Regions from separate parts of the Homo sapiens genome. Here region 1 is linked to region 2. A link is an interaction called in ENCODE POLR2A ChIA-PET data of the cell type or tissue named here. Cell type or tissue: PC-9. All regions are shown on one strand. Each heading gives the region's core, and the rest is flanking DNA. Links, peaks and the distances in the headings are about the cores only. Region 1 overlaps LINC01258 (long intergenic non-protein coding RNA 1258). Region 2 overlaps KLF3 (KLF transcription factor 3).

Region 1 (5,389 bases), core at 166-5,165, 210 kb after region 2:
GGCCTGGGCGACAGAGCGAGACTCCGTCTCAAAAAAAAAAAAAAAAAAAAATTGTAAATATAAATATATGTATATATTAATATACCATATAATAAATAATATACAATATATAAATAAATAAATATAAGTATAATAACTAAATTATAAGGCAAATGATAAGCTTTAAAAAGTACTTACATTGGTCTACATGTCTGTTTTTGTATCAGTACCGTGCTGTTTTGGTTACAGTAGCTTGCAGTACAGTTTGAAGTTGGGCAGTGTGATTCCCCCAGCTTGGTTCTTTTTGCTTAGGATTGCCTTGGCTGTTTGGGCGCTTTTTTGGTTCCATATGAATTTGTAAATAGTTTTTTCTCATTCTGTGAGAGCCCAGAAATAAAGAGACACACCTACAACAATCTGATCTTTGACAAAACTGACGAAAACAAGCATGGGGAAAGGACTCTCTATTCAGTAAATGGTGCTGGGATAACTGGCTGGCCATATGCAGAAGATTGAAGCTGGACCTCATCCTTTCACAGTGTACAAAAATCAACTCAAGATGGATTAAAGACCTAAATGTAAAACCTAAGACTATAAAAACCTGGAAGATAACCTAGGAAATACCATTTTGGACATAGAAACTGGCAAAGATTTCATGATGAAAATGCCAAAAGCAATTGCAACAAAAGAAAAAATTGACAAATTAAACTAAAGTGCTTCTGCACAGCAAGAGTAACTTTCAACAGAGTAAAAAAGGCAACCTACAGAATGGGAGAAGATATTTGTAAAATATACATCTGATGAAGGTCTAATATCCAGAATCTACAAGGAACTTAAACGTAAAGCAAAAACCAAACAACCCCATTAAAAAATGGGCAAAGGACACAAACAGACACTTTTCAAAAGAAGACATACATGCGGCCAACAAACGTATGAAAAATGCTCAATATCACTAATCATTACAGAAATGCAAATAAAAACCGCAGTGAGATACCATCTCACAGCAGTCAGAATGGCTATTGTTAAAAAAGTCAAAAAATAACAGATGCTGGTGAGGTTGCAGAGAAAAGGGAATGCTTATTCACTGCTAATGGGAGTGTAAATTAGTTCAACCATTGTGGAAAACAGTGTGGTGATTCCTCAAAGAACTAAAACCAGAACTACCATTTGACCCAGCAATCCCACTACTGCATATATATCCAAAACAATAGAAATGATTCTACCATAAAGACACATGCATGCATATATTCACTGCAGCACTATTTACAGTAGCATAAACATGGAATTAACCTAAATGCCCTACAACAGTAGACTGAATAAAGAAAATGTGGTGCATATATACCATGGAATACTATGCAGCCATAAAAAAGAATAAGATCATGTCCTCTGCAGGAACCTGGATGGAACTGGAGGCCATTATCCTTAGTAAACTAATGCAGGAACAGAAAACCAAATACCACATGTTCTCACTTATAAGTGGAAGCTAAATGATGAGAACACATGAACAGAAAGAGGGGAATAACAGACACTGGGTCCTCCTTGAGGGTGGGAGGTGGGAGGAGGGAGAGGTTTAGATAAAACAAACAACAAAACAAAAAAAACCCTGTTGGGTACTATGCTTAGTAACCAGATGATAAATTAGTTTATACAGCAAACCCCTGAGTCATGAGTTTACCTGTATAACGAAACTAAGTATGTACCCCTGAACCTAAAATAAAAGTTACAATTTTTTTAACAATTACTTAACAATAGATATTTTTGATGCTGCTCACTATAGCTGATACTAACACTATGTCTCATTTATTTATTTTCTTTCTGCAGTTACTTTATTCAGGTAGACAGATCCAAACAACCTTTTCCATGAGGCGACAGGGTACCAATTAACCCATGGGTCTTATGTACTACTCCATCTGAGCAACCAACCCCCTAAATCAGTCTGTTTTAGACTGCTGATTTAGACTGATTTAAGACTGCTGGGGGAGGTTAAGTGCTTGGTTTTTGAACTTTTTCTTATTTCTATGATATGTTATTGTCAAACTGGACTCTCAGGTAATGTATAGTGAGGGGAACTTTGAAACATAAATTTGTTTTCTATTGTTTGTGATTCTTGGGGCACAACAACAAAACTCCACTGCCTGGTGGGGAAGGATGACCTCATCTCCTGTGTGTCCCTGGCTCCCAGTCACACCATTGGAAGGATGATTATACCTCCTTGCACAAATGAATGATTCTCTACAAATATGTAGTTTAAATGAACTCAGTTCAAAGAAACTGCCCACATTTCCTGTTGTTGATACTATCTTCTAACCTGTGAATTAATTAAAACACCTGGGTTTTAAACTGGCGACATCATTCCCCAGCTATAATTTCCTTTATGACCCAGGAAGTCCCTAAGGTATAGATCTACTTCATAGAATTAAAAATCCTTGTGAATATTGAATAGTACAAGCATGTTGCTCTACTTAAAAAATGTGCTAGACTTTGCAACTTCATCTACATCACAGAACTTGGTCAGCTTTGGGAAATAAGCTATAATTGGAAGACAGAAACACTGTTTTTCTGGTTTTTTTTTAAATATGTTATCTTGTGGATGTATCATGTTTATTTACCCTTTCTCCCACTGTTTTTTTTTATTATATATATATATATTTTGTATTATACTTTAAGTTCTAGGGTACATGTGCACAGCGTGCGGGTTTGTTACATATGTATACATGTGCCATGTTGTTGTGCTGTACCCATTAACTCGTCATTTACATTAGGTATATCTCCTAATGCTATCCCTTCCCCCTCCCCCAACCCCACAACAGGCCCCGGTGTGTGATGTTCCCCGGTGTTTGGTTTTTCGTCCTTGCAATAGTTTGCTGAGAATGATGCTTTCCAGCTTCATCCATGTCCGTACAAAGGACATGAACTCATCCTTTCTTATGGCTGCATGGTATTCCATGGTGTATATGTGCCACATTTTCTTAATCCAGTCTATCATTGTTGGATATTTGGGTTGGTTCCAAGTCTTTGCTATTGTGAGTAGTGCCGCAGTAAACATACGTGTGCATGTGTTTTTATAGCAGCATGATTTATATTCCTTTGGGTATATACCCAGTAATGGGATGGCTGGCTCAAATGGTATTTCTAGTTCTAGATCCCTGAGGAATCGCCACACTGACTTCCACAATGCTTGAACTAGTTTACAGTCCCACCAACAGTGTAAAAGTGTTCCTATTTCTCCACATCCTCTCCAGCACCTGTTGTTTCCTGACTTTTTAATGATCGCCATTCTAACTGGTGTGAGATGGTATCTCACTGTGGTTTTGATTTGCATTTCTCTGATGGCCAGAGATGATGAGCACTTTTTCATGTGTCTGTTGGCTGCATAAATGTCTTCTTTTGAGAAGTGTCTGTTCATATCCTTCACCCACTTTTTGATGGGGTTGTTTGTTTTTTTCTTGTAAATTTGTTTGAGTTCATTGTAGATTCTGGATATTAGCCCTTTGTCAGATGAGTAGATTGCAAACAGTTTCTCCCATTCTGTAGGTTGCCTGTTCATTCTGATGGTAGTTTCTTTGCTGTGCAGAAGCTCTTTAGTTTAATGAGATCCCATTTGTCAATTTTGTCTTTTGTTGCCATTGCTTTTGGTGTTTTAGACATGAAGTCCTTGCCCATGCCTATGTCCTGAATGGTATTGCCTAGGTTTTCTTCTAGGGTTTTTATGGTTTTAGGTCTCACATTTAAGTCTTTAAGTCTTTAATCCATCTTGAATTAATTTTTGTATAAGGTATAAGGAAGGGATCCAGTTTCAGCTTTCTACATATGGCTAGCCAGTTTTCCCAGCACCATTTATTAAGTAGGGAATCCTTTCCGCATTTCTTGTTTTTGTCAGGTTTGTCAAAGATCAGATAGTTGTAGATATGTGGCATTATGTCTGAGGGCTCTGCTCTGTTCCATTGGTCTATATCTCTGTTTTGGTACCAGTACCATGCTGTTTTGGTTACTGTAGCCTTGTAGTATAGTTTGAAGTCAGGTAGTGTGATGCCTCCAGCTTTGTTCTTTTGGCTTAGGACTGACTTGGCAATGTGGGCTCTTTTTTGGTTCCATATGAACTTTAAAGTAGTTTTTTCCAATTCTGTGAAGAAAGTCATTGATAGCTTGATGGGGATGGCATTGAATCTATAAATTACCTTGGGCAGTATGGCCATTTTCATGATATTGATTCTTCCTATCCATGAGCATGGAATGTTCTTCCATTTGTTTGTGTCCTCTTTTATTTCATTGAGCAGTGGTTTGTAGTTCTCCTTGAAGAGGTCCTTCACATCCCTTGTAAGTTGGATTCCTAGGTATTTTATTCTCTTTGAAGCAATTGTGAATGGGAGTTCATTCATGATTTGGCTGTTTGTCTATTATTGGTGTATAAGAATGCTTGTGGTTTTTGCACATTGATTTTGTATCCTGAGACTTTGCTGAAGTTGCTTATCAGCTTAAGGAGATTTTGGGCTGAGATGATGGGGTTTTCTAGATATACAATCATGTCATCTGCAAACAGGGACAATTTGACTTCCTCTTTTCCTAATCGAATATCCTTTATTTCTTTCTCTTGCCTGACTGCCCTGGCCAGAACTTCCAACATTATGTTGAATGGGAGTGGTGAGAGAGGGCATCCCTGTCTTGTGCCAGTTTTCAAAGGGAATGCTTCCAGTTTTTGCCCATTCAGTATGATATTGGCTGTGGGTTTGTCATAAATAGCTCTTATTATTTTGAGATACATCCCATCAATGCCTAATTTATTCAGAGTTTTTAGCATGAAGGGCTGTTGAATTTTGTTGAAGGCCTTTTCTGCATCTATTGAGATAATCATGTGGTTTATATGCTGGATTACGTTTATTGATTTGCGTATGTTGAACCAGCCTTGCATCCCAGGGATGAAGCCCACTTGATCATGGTGGAGAAGCTTTTTGATGTGCTGCTGGATTCAGTTTGCCAGTATTTTATTGAGGATTTTTGCATTGATGTTCATCAGGGATATTGGTCTAAAATTCTCTTTTTTTGTTGTGTCTCTGCCAGGCTTTGGTGTCAGGATGATGCTGACTTCATAAAATAAGTTAGGGAGGATTCCTTCTTTTTCTGTTGTTTGGAATAGTTTCAGAAGGAATGGTACCAGCTCCTCCTTGTACCTCTGGTAGAATTCAGCTGTGAATCCATCTGGTCCTGGATTTTTTTTGGTTGGTAAGCCATTAATTATTGCCTCAATTTCAGAGCCTGTTATTGGTCTATTCAGAGATTCAACTTCTTCCTGGTTTAGTCTTGGGAGGGTGTATGTGTCCAGGAATTTATCCATTTCTTCTAGATTTTCTAGTTTATTTGCGTAGAGGTGTTTATAGTATTCTCTGATGGCAGTTTGTATGTCTGTGGGATC
Region 2 (5,389 bases), core at 104-5,103:
CAGCAAATGCATCAATTCCATGAGATGCCCATGAGGCTATTCACTGAACTCAGGCTCAAAGCTGATCCCAGATCAATCTGATCCTTTCTCGCCCTTTCCCCCACTTCTCTATGGATTGGAACACACATAAACTGGTTACCTCGGTCAAAACAAAAAGATTTTCCTTGCGTTCCATCTTGATTCTTGTGTGTTGTGAAAGAACCATCTCAAGAAATGAACACTTTGCCATGAATATGACTAAGCATTTACAATACAGACAATATCTACTTTTCAAAGAGCCATTTTATCACTCAATTCATGTCATAGTTGCAAAAAAGAAAAACTTCAGCTGAAAAAAAAATTATCTTTGCCTTTAGCTGAAAAACAAAACAAAACAAAAAAACAGCCCAATTAGGATGTTTTAGTATCCTAAAGAAGTTTTGCAGTGCTTTAAAAAAAGGAAAATCAAACCCAAGTGCCAAGATAACACATTTCTTTGCATTTCTTAACTACATTTCTTTACAGCTGGTTCACAGGGCGGATGAGTGGGACCTCTTAGCCTCTTAGGTGCACAGTCCCTACAACTTTTATTAACACAGTGCCATCAAAGCAAGCTCCCCACACAATTCACAGGCCTCCGGAATCACTCATTCACAGATGTTTTAAAAATGATCAAACAATGTATTCCTCCCAGTTAAAGTTGTGTTGGATCCTGAGTTGCGGCTGGGATGAATCTTCAGGATTTCATTCTTCTCTCTTCTCCTCCATTCTTGATGAAGGGGAATTTGGTTATATGCACCCACATTTAACTACTGTTGCTCACTTTCTTCAAATTCAGGACCAATGACATTTCTATGTATGAATTATTTTTATTGGCATTTAGACTATGGTGCTCAAAAGCCTGCTTTTGAATAACTTCCCCCAATAATGGTGCTATTTATCTTCAACATAAACACGAGCCATTATTTTCAGTTTGTTCTGACACTGAAATAGTGATAGGAAATTGCCAACTCTAACAGTAAACTTTTGGGAATTTTTGAGCTACATATATGAATCCCTGATCTGTGGTTTTCTATATTTTCTCATAAATTCCCAAAATAAAGGTATGTGTGCTTCACAACTAGTTATATTTACAAATAGTGTCACTCAGGTCTTAATTGAATCAATCCATTAAAGCATTAGCAGATGCTTTATGGTATGTGTCATGAATACAAATGACAGCCAATTTGGCACCTTAACAGCTCACACAGGAAGAGTTTCTGTATAAAAGCTATGTGATTAATTTGATAAGGGAATACAAGTACCACTCAACATTTCCCTGTTTACAAAAAAAGCTATAAGCAGATTGGGTAAAAGAAGAACCATCCATACTCTTACCCGAAAGATTTCTTACCATTACTGGGCAAATATTCCATGGAGTCCCTACTATCAATGTTTGATGATCTCATATTAAGGACATTGTAGGAATGGAGATAGTTGCATGGATAACCCCATCGGTATATGGCTTTGCAGCATGGTTCTACAAAGCTGAGTATGCACAGAGACTGAAGCTCTGGGAATGCTGCACACAGCTAACAAAATGTTGAAACCTCACTGACAACCCCTAGCCCAGGAGGAATTGCCTCTTCTGCTCCCCCTGCTAAATGGCCCTCTCCTCCGACTCCATGCTATGAAAACACAGCACCCTTCCCTTGAACTGCTACACATCACCCACCTAGATCGAAAGTTTGGGCTCATCTCCCATTGGTGGCAAAGACCTCCATATGAGCTGCAGGCACAAAGGAGGGCAAAGAACTCGATTCAGATGAAGTCTAAGATCCAGGTTGACAAGATTTGTGAAGAATGACGGAAGAGGTGACTGCACTAGCTTGAAATCTGGCTGTACTTCTAGCTAACCGGTGCAAGGGGCCACACTTGTTTTCACTGTCAAGCATAAAATATTATCACAGGGCAGAGGTAAGAATGTCTCTGGCAAGGACTAGCAGTCTGGATACTGTATTTCTAATACATTTACTCTGACATTCTTTTGAGGAATACATGGAGAACTGACAATTGGTTATGTTAGTTTACATGTTCCCTTGTTCTTATTACATTAAACGTATCTGTAAGAAGGGTTTGCTTAGCATCCCCAGAAAAAAAAAAAAAAGTGTTCACATTCTTTAGGTCTGACCCGTGGTAAGGAGAGGGAGGATTAGAGAACATCTACTACTGACCATATGGAAGTTTTGGATGATATAAATTCAGAGATTCAGACCAGCTGAATCAAATTAAAATGTACATGTAAAAAATGTGTTAGATAATGGGAGGCAGGACAGAGAGAGAGCCAGGTGAGTGGGGAGTCACGCTGAGGCAGGACACAGAGGCAATCAGACTAGCATGTGGCGTTTCCTATGGAGGGCAAGATGGTCAGAACGGGAGAAGCTGCGGTCACAGTCCGGGCACTGGAAAGGTTTGATTCCAGTATGTTTTCGGAAATGTCTTGTTAGTTCATCAGACCGAGCAAACTTCCATGTGCACCCTTCCCATGTACATTTGTAGGGTTTTTCTCCTGCAAAAGGAAAAAGAAAAGAGCTATTTTTTTTTTCTGTAAAGGTAGTAAAGATCTTTGAGTTAATGCTTGACAAATATTATTTCCAAGATATGTTCATACATTTGTTCTTCAATAACACAGTGCATTATAAACTACTGCAAGACAAGCAAGAAGAAAATGAACTAATACCGTAATGTTTCATTGGCTCTCTGCCAAAAAAACGGGAGGAGAATTTTAAGAGTTCTTAAAACACAGAGTCACTGAAATCCATTCTGAGGGACTACCAAATAGTGAATGAACACATGGTGATCTGTATTTGCACATCTCCCAAATCTTAAACCTGCTTGGGAGCTTAATTATATGCAGTGCTATTCATTTAATGAGATAATGAGAACTCCAAATTGAAAGTTTGTGGGATTTTCTTAAACTTTTCAATAGTTTTCCAAAAATATGAAGTCTCTAACAACTGAAGTATCTGTTAGGGATTAACATCTTATTTTCTTGTTTAGTCAATAACAATTAGGCCTAAGTATAATGCTTTAATTCAGGGGTACTAAAATATACGAATTCTTCCCCATCTGTCCTGAGCCAGGTTTTCACAACCCCCTCCTGTAGGATAAGGATCATTTACAGATGAGGAACAAAAGCTCCTTGTGAGAAAATGATGGGGAGAACCAGGATGAAGGGAGACCCTCACAAATAAAAAGGCTGTTATGGCAATCTTACCTTTTAAATTAGTCATAAGGGTCATGAGTATGACAAAATTAACTCCCATTTAACACCCTTTGTTCTCTAGAAGCCTTGAGGGATTACCATTCCTTGGCATTTGAATGAGATATGCAGGATTTCTATTATCTGCTTCCTGGTACAGAATACACACACAAAGAGGCGTTTTTTTTTTTTTTTTTTTTTTCCTACATCTAAACTGTCACCCAAATATTCAATGTCCTTTTAATTTTAGGCTGGAAGTGGGTAACATCCACCTCTTCGGTCCCACTAATGCCTCAAGGATGCCCTCAGTAATCATCGATTTGCACTGCTGTTTGGGCGTTGCTCTAGATACAAGGCTATCACCCTCAGCTCTCTCTGTGGGTGTTAGCTTCCTCTGCCTCCTCCCAGGATTCACTTAAAAACTTCACTTCCATTTTGCCACTTTCCTTCCCTTTTCTCTTCCAAACCTCAGATTCCTCTTTGTAAATTTTCTGAGTAAAAATGATTTGCAAGACTCAGAAAAGCAACCTACACTGCTAAGGAAAATGTACACAGATGCAAACTGCTGTCAAACTAGAATTCCACATCAAAGAGTTTGAGGTGAGATGAGCCTTACTGTACATACATCACCACTACTAATGGTCAATCAGGCTGTTAAAAGATGTCATTTTTAATATTTTTTAGAGACATGGCCTCCCTATGTTGCCCAGGCTGGACTTGAACTCCTGGGCTCAAACAATCCTCCTGCTTCCACCTCCCAAGGAGCTGGGACCACAGGTGCACGTCACTGCACCTGGCTGTTAAAACATTTTTGTATTATTTCCTTAAGATGTTTTACTACCAAAATGTTTGGCACTGAGACCAATTTCACATTTTTCTCGGCCATGTAATGACTTTTATATGATCTGGCTGCTCATGCTCTATATTCAGTATTGGGCGAGATGGAAGAAATCCTAGAACAAATATGGTAGGCAACGGCATAAGAGTTCCCTCAAGTTTAGAAGACAAATATTAACCACATTTCTTCACTTTTCTTTCCTTGAAGGACAGTCTTCTATTTGAATTGTTTGTGTTAAACTGTTGCATTAATTTGTGCTGCACAAAGACTGTTCGCTCTCATGAATTTACAATGCAGGTATGTGAAATAGCTCACAGGAAGGCCACATCCTTGACTGTGAAAGCACTTCCCCCATTCCAGCGGCGAAGGCTCCAACCCTTTCTCCCTCCTTTGCTAGAGAGCACAGAACTGCAAGTGATTGTGAGTGGCCTTGTTTTGGGGATTACTTTGAATCTATTCTAACTTATTACAAAGGCAAATCATTAGCAATATCTTCATTCTGCACAACTAATCTGGAGAAGACACATCTGGAGATGACTGTGGTGACTTTCAAGATGCCTGAAAACTTTGATCGTAACAACCTTTGCATTCCATTCTAATACTTCTTAAGAAGAAAGATGAAGTGGGTCTGGTGTTTCTATTACCTGTGTGTGTTCTTCTGTGTGCTTTCAAGTGGGAGCTTTTAGTGTACACTTTGTTGCATCCATCATAATCACATCTGTGTATCCTCCGCTTCCTTTGAGTATCCGGGGATTCCACAGGTAAAGGTCTCTTCCCAGGCTGCACGATGACCGAAGGGTGATTCCTGTGAAAGCCAAGGTTACAGGCCAAATGTTGAGAGCACGCTCTTCCTTTTTCATCAGTCTACTAAAAGCATTAACAACACTGGGCAAAAACAAACAAACAAAAAATCCCAACAAAATAAACAAAAAGAAATTAGCTGATCAACCCAAGAAGCACTGCTATATTCATTCAACAAACATTGAGTGAGCACCTACCATGAGCCAGGCACTGTGCTTGGCACCGGGACACAAAGATGAATAAAAACAGGGTTCCTGCCCTCGAGGAGCTCACACTCTAGGGGGAGACAGACATGGAGATAAGTAATGACAGTAAGAAGGGTTAAGTGCTATGCTAGAGGCAGGCACCAAGTGCTGGGGAGGCTCTTTTCCTCAGTCAACTTCTGCCTACTTATAGAATCTTGTGGTTCTAGGCAATGCTGAACACTATATTTTTTCACAGGCTGCTCTGATTTTCATTATTGTTGGCTAGGGAAAAATGGAAAAGATCAAACTCCTAAGTCTCAGGAAACCACATTGTAGGGTATATCT

What was found. ChIA-PET counts read pairs that join two places held together with the same protein. Peaks named below come from ENCODE experiments on the same cell type or tissue, not always from the same donor. Only the 100,000 strongest peaks of a DNase experiment are listed, where the experiment ranks them.
Region 1: POLR2A ChIA-PET joins it to region 2 with 7 read pairs; 2 of 35 experiments call an interaction of 5 or more read pairs at or near these places.

What each region holds. Positions count from the first base shown.
Region 1 is chr4:38,479,781-38,485,169 of GRCh38, reverse strand. All of the region lies in intron 2 of LINC01258 (long intergenic non-protein coding RNA 1258), which reads left to right. Among named protein-coding and RNA genes, the nearest start is that of LINC01259, 27 kb to the left of the region's middle. In PC-9, for the core only: no CTCF peak of the experiment used is centred there; no DNase peak of the experiment used is centred there.
Region 2 is chr4:38,694,220-38,699,608 of GRCh38, reverse strand. KLF3 (KLF transcription factor 3) reads right to left here. Exons shown (of 6, transcript NM_016531.6): 5 at 4,703-4,863; 6 at 1-2,527. The coding sequence ends at 2,346. Among named protein-coding and RNA genes, the nearest start is that of KLF3-AS1, 32 kb to the right of the region's middle. In PC-9, for the core only: no CTCF peak of the experiment used is centred there; no DNase peak of the experiment used is centred there; H3K27ac peaks cover 1,595 bases.